Regions from separate parts of the Homo sapiens genome. Here region 2 is linked to region 1. The links are chromatin contacts, found by Hi-C or POLR2A ChIA-PET in ENCODE. All regions are on one chromosome and are shown on one strand. The core of a region is the stretch at or near the end of the contact, and the rest is flanking DNA. Distances in the headings are between cores, read along the strand shown. Region 1 holds the start of UNC5B (unc-5 netrin receptor B). Region 2 holds the start of C10orf105 (chromosome 10 open reading frame 105).

What was found. Hi-C counts contacts between places; a loop is a spot of excess contacts on that map. ChIA-PET counts read pairs that join two places held with the same protein, here RNA polymerase II (POLR2A). Pooled maps may share reads with other maps.
Region 2: a map of dorsolateral prefrontal cortex shows a loop between it and region 1 (2.1-fold over the local background). The contact joins the promoter of C10orf105 here to the promoter of UNC5B in region 1. A Hi-C loop is called at or near these places in 1 of 168 maps with a recorded cell type or tissue (dorsolateral prefrontal cortex) and 5 of 50 pooled maps. POLR2A ChIA-PET finds 5 or more read pairs at or near these places in 1 of 52 experiments (activated T-cell).

The regions. Positions count from the first base shown.
Region 1 is chr10:71,210,649-71,214,431 of GRCh38, forward strand. It overlaps UNC5B (unc-5 netrin receptor B), which reads left to right and starts at 1,922. Exons shown (of 17, transcript NM_170744.5): 1 at 1,922-2,416. The coding sequence starts at 2,338. RefSeq lists an enhancer at 1,684-1,978 and a silencer at 1,823-2,082.
Region 2 is chr10:71,718,190-71,721,972 of GRCh38, forward strand. C10orf105 (chromosome 10 open reading frame 105) reads right to left here and starts at 1,589. Exons shown (of 2, transcript NM_001164375.3): 1 at 1,438-1,589. All of the region lies in intron 28 of CDH23 (cadherin related 23), which reads left to right. RefSeq lists an enhancer at 978-1,726.

The DNA of each region.
Region 1 (3,783 bases), core at 672-3,171:
AGCACAGGCACAACCTTGACCATGTGCCTGCATCCAGGGGATGACCGTCAGATGTGGGTCTTGGCACAGGCGTGCCTGTATGTGTTTCCTGGCAGTAGTTAAGTATCCAAATATCTATTTGTCTTGGGAGTCATCTGCCTATTTGTGTTTTTAGTTGTGTGCGCCTGTGTGTTTGCTTTTTTTAGGCATACATCTTTGGTATGTGGGTGTCTCTGGAGTCGGGTGCCTATTTGTAGGTGTGATGTTTATGGGAGGTGAAACATTGCACCTGTTGTCTTTGTTGTATGTTTTCGTGTGTGTACCTTTGCAGGTGTGTATGGGTGGGTAGTTGTGTGTGTGCATGTGTATTTGCAAGGTGGAGTTGGTTTGGGTGTGCTGAGCTGTTGACTGTCTCATCCACTGCCCTTGCTAGGGCTGTCAGAGGCCAAGCTAAGCAACCTACCTTTGCCCACAGCAGCCTTTCTCAATTGATGGAAGTTCTTCCCCCAGGGAGTCCCAGTCCACCTGTTGCCACCCTCCTGATGCTGGGTGCCCAGTCAGAGAGGGTTAGGGAGATGTGCTGATGGCATGCACGACCTCCCCTAGATACTCCAAGACCCCGGCTTGTGAGGGGAGTGTGTGTGGAGAGGGTACTAGTCCTGCCTTCACCTCACCTCTGGGGAAACAGCTAGGACAGTCCCCTTCGCACAGCCCAATCCAGCCCCAGGGAAGGTGTTCAAGTGAGGCTCCCCCGTTTAGAGGGTTTCTTTCCAATCCCATCTCCCCCATCCCCTTTGCTCAGTCACTCAGTCACTCCAAGCAGTGTGATCTCCGGCAGGTGGCTTTACACCTCTGTGCCTCAGGTCCTTCATCTGTAAAATGGGATGTAAATGGTGCTTACTTCAGAGGGTTGTGAGAATTAACTGACATGATGCATACAGAGTGCTTAGCCCTGTGCCTGGCACAGGGAAGGTCTTTGCCTATGTTAGCTGATCCGCTCGTTCTGATCTCTCTGGGTTTCAATCCCAAGACACTGCCCATCCTTCAAACCTCACCTGTCCCCACGTGCTCCTTGGACCACCTTTGGGTGGTCAGGACTTTCCCCCTGGAATCAGACTGGCTGGGAGGGGAGAATCTTGGAAAGAGATTATTGACACTTGCACTGCAATTTCCACACAAGTTTTAAAATTTAATTCTATACCCCCTTATGAAATAGTTATCCTTTTCCTCCATTTTACAGATGATGATGAAGGGAGCAATAGAATTGTTAAGTAACTTGTTCAAGGTCACACAGTAAATAAGGGGCAGAGTCCAAGTTTACACTGAGCCAAAAATGGCTGTCCCACTGTCAGGTAGGAGGCTAGTTTACAACAACGCAGGATCAGAGTGCTGGAGGGGTTTCCAGGGGTCTGGTTAACAGTTCTGCCGGAGATCATACAGACAAGCAGAGCCAGCCAGGATGATCCTAATCTATACCCAGCTTCATATCGCTGTAAGCCCCCGCGTAACCAGGACTTGGGTGTTCTCATTTTGGGAGCCTTTTTTTTGGAAAGACCCCCACATGTGGAAGGCAGAGCGCATACTACAGACAGGGGAGCCAAAAGTGAGAGTCCTATGTTTAATCAGAGGAGAAAGCTGACATGGCCAAGCCAAATGAAGGCGCAAAGCCAGATTTCCTTAATTTGGGGGAGCGAAAATTGGGCCGCCTCCACGTCCAGCCATTCTCCAGCGGCCGGGTTTTTCAAAACGCTGCGCCCAGCGTCTCGCGAGGACCCTCCCCCCGGGTCCCCCAGCTCTGCCGCGGCCGCGCCCAGATGGCCGTCGGATCCCCCCTCAAGGTCCCCCTGTCGGCTCCGCCCTCGGTCGCCCAGGCCCCGCCCCGGCCGCGCGCGGTCCCCTCGGTTGGCGAACTCACTCCGGCGAGCGAGCGGCGGCGCTCGGCATTGTGGCAGGCGGCTGGGGCCGGCTAGGGCGCCGGAGCCGCACGCAGCCGCGGGGCTCCGAGAGGCGCGCACTGGGGCTGGGACTGCGCGGCGCCGCCGCTGCGAGCGCCACTGAGCGGTCGCGCAACTTCGGAGGCACAGCGCCGGAGCCAGGCGAGCGCTCAGAGACCCGGAGCCAGAGGGGCGCGCCGGAGCCTCGTTCGAGAGCCGGCGCCAGGCACCCACCGCGCTCCGAGTGCCAGGCGGCCCTCCGCGCAGCGTGGCTTCCGCTGCCCCCACGGAAGGCACGGGCTGGCGCTGCCGGGCGCCGGGGAGGACGGCGAGGAGGAGGCGGCGGCGGCGGAGACGGCGGCGGCGAGACTGGGGCCAGGGAGACAGCCCTGGGGGAGAGGCGCCCGAACCAGGCCGCGGGAGCATGGGGGCCCGGAGCGGAGCTCGGGGCGCGCTGCTGCTGGCACTGCTGCTCTGCTGGGACCCGAGGCTGAGCCAAGCAGGTAGGAAGCGATCGGGTCTGGGGGCGCGGGGCTAGGGGACCCTTGCGCCTCACTCTGTCCTGAAGTTGAGGTGGTCTTTCGTCGCATCGATGCGCGCAGGAAAAGCGGCAAGGGCGCCCAAGTTAGAATGTAGATTTTACTGCCTCCCAAAGTGGGCAATGGCGCATCCACATCGCGGGAGCGGGGAGCAGGGAAGGGGCTTCACAGTAAGCTGAAAGGTCCCTGCTCGCTCCTGAAAGGGATCCCTTCTTCTCCCTGGAAGGGGTGTAGGAGTCAGGGTCTGAGTCTCCGGGAGGATCCGCCTCCTGGGGACGCCCGGCTCTCCGCGCGCCTGGCATCCGCCCCGAAAAAGAACATTGGCTACATAAGCAAGGTGTGCGCTCGCTGCCGTACGCCGGTAACTTACTAGTCTGGTCCCGGCTCGCCTAGGCTCTTACGCGCTATAGGGACAGCAATCTGCAGACTAGAGGGAGAGAGCGAAAAGACCTGCTGAACACAGGAAGCGCTTCGGTAGCCTCGGCAGGCCGGCTTGCAGGGCTCCTGAAGCGGGGAGGGCTAAGTCTTGCACACATAGCTTTCCCCGAGATCGCTGGGCCCGCAGGTCTGGAAGAATTATTATTATTATTATTATTATTATTATTATTAATTTTCTGAGTGTTGGAGAGTGTGTGTGTGTGTGTGTGTGTGTGTGTGTGTGTTGGATGCGGGTAGGGGTTCTTAGCGATCCTGCGGAGTTTCCTTTTAAATTGGTCACTGACATTCTCGCTGTCCGGGGAACAGACTAGGTGCGCTCTCCTTGGTACAGCGCCCGCTCTGGACCCACCAAGATGACTTCAGCGAACTGGTGGGCTCCGAAATAAAGTCCCTAACCCTCCTCTCTCGCCGTGGATGAATACGTTTCTCGCTCGTCCTGTAGCTGGACCCGGCGTCGCTGGCTGGGCTGCGTCTTCTCGGGGAGGCTGTGGACTGAATGGAGCCAGCCTCTCTCTGGTACCCGAACCCAAGCAAGTGGGCTGGCCACGGCTGCCGGGCGGCTCGGCTCCGGAGCCAGGTGGGGACGGGGCCTCCTGCACGGAGTCCTCTCTGAGTTGAGGCTGAGAATGGAGCAGGAAAACTGGAGCAGAAAGTGGACGAGATGACGCAGCCCTCCCCACCTCCTACCTCCTGCTGCGAAGTTGACATCCGCCCTTCCCCCCTCCATAGCCAAAGATTCCTCATTCTGGAATTAGTGATTCCCACGGCCAGGAGTGAGGGCTTGGCTTTAGCACATTCCCCACTTTTTTTTTTTTTTCTGGTGCAAGTCCTGTGCAGTAGAGTTACAACACTCAACCATTTGATCCAAGTTAATTATGATTTGGGCAGACTCT
Region 2 (3,783 bases), core at 339-2,838, 510 kb after region 1:
CACGCTCAGAGAAACCCTGCCACAGGTAGTGGGGAGGGGAGTGGGCCACCTAGTTCCCCACCCGAGGGACTCCTGTCCCTACCCCAGGCACTCACCAGCAGCCGCAGGACCTCACTCCTGGCTCCCTGCGCCCAGCCAACTGAGGGCATGCAGAGCACCCCACCTCCCACCCATTCCCCACCACCACCCCTCCCAGCACTTCCAGGCAGAAAACGACCCCTCCCAGTGCCTGGCTGGAAAGTGTGATGCCCGTCTAGCTGCCCAGGGCCTCCGCCTTTGCGGCATCAGGCCTAGAGAGCACTCTGGCTGGGCAGCTGTGCATGGGTTGGCCTTTCCTTGAGTCTGAGCAGGGAGGAGGGATGGGGTGTGCCCACCGCTCATTCCCGTGGGGAGAAAATCAGCCATCCCTCTCTCCTACCCTGGACAATGCTTGGCCAGGAGTAAGAAAAGGGCAGTCTGAAATGGGAGATGCCTCAATCCTACTAGTTCTAATGTTATTTCAAGGCCTTCAAAGGAATCTGGAGACCCTACTGGGCTAGCAAATAGGATCCAGGCTTCAGGCCTTGGGACCTGCTTTAATTTAAAAAATAAGTGAGGCCAGGCGTGTTGGCTCTCACCTGTAATCCCAGCACTTTGGGAGGCCAAGGCAGGAGGATCACTTGAGCCCAGGAGTTTGAGAACAGCCTGGGCAACATAGTGAGTCTTCATTTCTGAAAGAAAAAAAAAAAAGGTTTTTTAATTAGCCAGGTGTGGTAGTATGTGCCTGTGGCCCCAGCTACTCAGGAGGCTGAGGCAGAAGGATCATTTGAGCCCAAAAGTTTGAGGCTACAGCGAGCTAGAATCATGCCACTGCGCTACAGCCTGAGCGACAGAGCAACACTCTGTCTCAAAAAAATAAAAAATAAAAAAAAAATAAGTGGAGTTGTAATTAGCATCTGAGTAGTTCCTGTGGCAACGAGAGATTCCTAAGTGCTTGAAAACAACACAACACCCTTCCTGGAGCACGAGGCAAGTCCAGCTGCCAGGCCCCTTGACACCCGGCTACTGACCAACCAGCAAAGGCCAGCTAGTACTGGGAGAGGATGCCTTGCCCGGACCAAGGCCAGGAATCATCTGGAGGGCAGTTGAAGCCACTCCCTTCCCACTGGGGCCAGGGTGCACCAGCGGGCCCTGCTCTGGACATATCTCTGCAAGCTCAGTCTAGGACCCTCCTCTTCCCTTGGAGTTCCACAGAGCAGGACCTGCTGTGGGCAGAGAAGACTGCTGTGTGGCCTCGGGCTAGTCCCTACCCCTTACTGGGCCTTGTTTCCCCTCTCTACAGAACCAGAGGACTGCCTAGGTCTGAGCATACCCTCACATTCTCCCAGGAGTCCCCAGCAAGGGTCTCCACCACACTTCCCTCTCCAAGCCTTCTCCTGCAGTCCCCCAAGCACTGACCTCAGAGCCAGACCCCAGCCGTCCGGAGCTCCGTGGAGAGGTCTTCTCAGCTGTGGAAGGGAGGCCCAAGGAGCCCTGGGCAGTGCCTGTGACCCCAGCCCTGCCAGGCTCTGCTGTGCCCTGCAGCCCTCGGTCAGCCTGGCCAGCAGAGTGGCCTCCCCGTCACTCCCCAGCTGGACCTGGCTTTGTCTAGAAGAGTTTGGGCCCTGCCTTGGGGGAGGGGATAGCTAAGGGAGTAGGGATGGCAACTGGGTTGGGAAGAGGGAGAGGGGAGCTGTCCAGAGACTCTGGGATGCCCCCTGGCCTTCCCACCGCCTCTCTCCAGCCTGTCTCCTTGGAGCCCTCTCAGGGGTGGAAGACTCTGGGGAGACGCAGGGGGAGGGTTTTACTGCCTCTGCGGCCCCATGGCGCTCACCTTCCCCTGTCGGAAGTTTGAATGGTATGGTCGGCGGCAGCCAGAGGTTCGCTATTCAGTGCCTGCCAGCCACCAGGTTACCCTGGAGAGGGGCTACAAGCCATGGCAGGAGGGGAGCAGGGAGAGTGCTGGTCCCTGGCAGCCCCTGAGGCCCCTCCTGCAGCGTCCCTGGGCCCCATTCCTTCCAGGCTTTTCCCTCAGCTTGTAGAAAAGCACCTTCCCTTTGAAGGTGTCTGGCTACAGAAGCGAGGGGTGAGGGGCATCTTCAAAGGTCAGGGGGATCCCAGGGCAGAAAGCATAGGACTGACGGACCTCCAAGGCCATGCTCCCCACAGTGCGGGTGGGCCACGGGAGACCTCCACTGGAGGCTCTTTCCAAAACACACACACACACACACACACACACACACTTCCCTCCCCCAGCCTTCTTTCTCCCCAGAAGCCAGAGCTTCCCTGACAACCAGCTGCCTGCTTAGGAGCCCAAGTCTTTGGCAGCTTCCCCACCAGGGACCTCCAAGCTCCCAGAAATGCAACTCAAGACAGGAGTCATGGCCCTGTCCAAGACCTGAGCCTCAGACCCATTCCCTTTTTTGGAGCCCCAGTTTCTGGTTTTTAGCTGTTCCCTCCTGCCCTTGCCCATAAAAAGAGGCACTGTCTGCCAACCCCAAGATGGACAAGAGATTTCCTATGGACTGTTAAAGCTGGAGAGGTCCTCAGGGGTCATCTAACTCCTCTTCTGAGAGAAAAGAGCCCCCGTCTTCTCTCAGATGACCAAACTGAGGCCCAGAGAGGTGTGACCTGCCCAGGGGCACCCAGCAAGTGAGTGGTGGGGGACTTGGTGTTTCCCCTGTGCTGGGTGGGCAGGGGCAGGCAGTAGGCATCCAGGGTAGGCAAAGCATCCGGCCCAAAGGTGTTTTCAATGCCCAGAGTCCCCATTGGGATTCCTGCACCTTCCATCACAGCATTCACTGCCTTCATTTTCCTTAACTTCCTCTCCTGAAACCAACTGAACACTTCATCTGTGGCCCCCATTCCTCCTGAGATGACAGAAGACAAAGCTTCCAGGGTGGTGCAGGCTGCTGGAGCAGGGAGGCATCAAGGAAATCTCACCATGGATAGGCATGCAAGGGCATGCTCTGGGCAACGTGGCTCTCTTCACCATCCTGAGCCCTTCCAGATCTGGACAATTGAAGCACCCTGTTACATCCCTCCACCTGCCAGCTCCTAAGGTTTCTCAGGGAATGGAGAGAGAAAGAACTGCACGGCAAGGGGCAATCCAGCCATCCCCAGCTCTGGCATAAATCCAGAGGGCTCTCTGGAGAAGGTGGCATCACTCATGTTGACCTTCACCACACATCCCCATGCTAGGCACCAGCCAAGACGCTTTGCAAGATGACTTCTGATCTTCCCCTCAACCCTGCAAGGCTGGTCATCATTGTGCCCAGTCTAGAGATGAGAAAACTGAGGCTCAAGGGGGCTAAAGTACTTATCCATAGTGCCATAGAGAGTAAGTGACAAAGCCTAAATTCATGCTTGGGTGTGCCTGACCCAGGGCCCTTGTTCTTTTTGCTCCAGTGTACTCGTCCTCCTCCCCACCATCAACATGCTCATCAGAATCCTTAGACACACTTACCGCAGTGCCCGGATGTGCATCGAGGCCAGCGCCTGCTACAGGCTCCTCGCTCTGCCTTCATACCACCATGTCTATACTCCCTGTCCTGTGGAGGTTCCAGGGCATCAGTGCTGCTGATTGAGGCTGTCATTCCACTCTTCCAACCACAGCCCTCTGCTGTCCCTGCATGAGCCCTTCACTCCAGACTGGGGTCCTAGTTCCTTCCTTAGCCTCCCCAGCTGCCTCTACTTCAGCTAACACTGTTTCCCAGCACAAATGTTCTTCCCAACCTTCTCTGCTAAGCCAGGTTTCCTCCATCC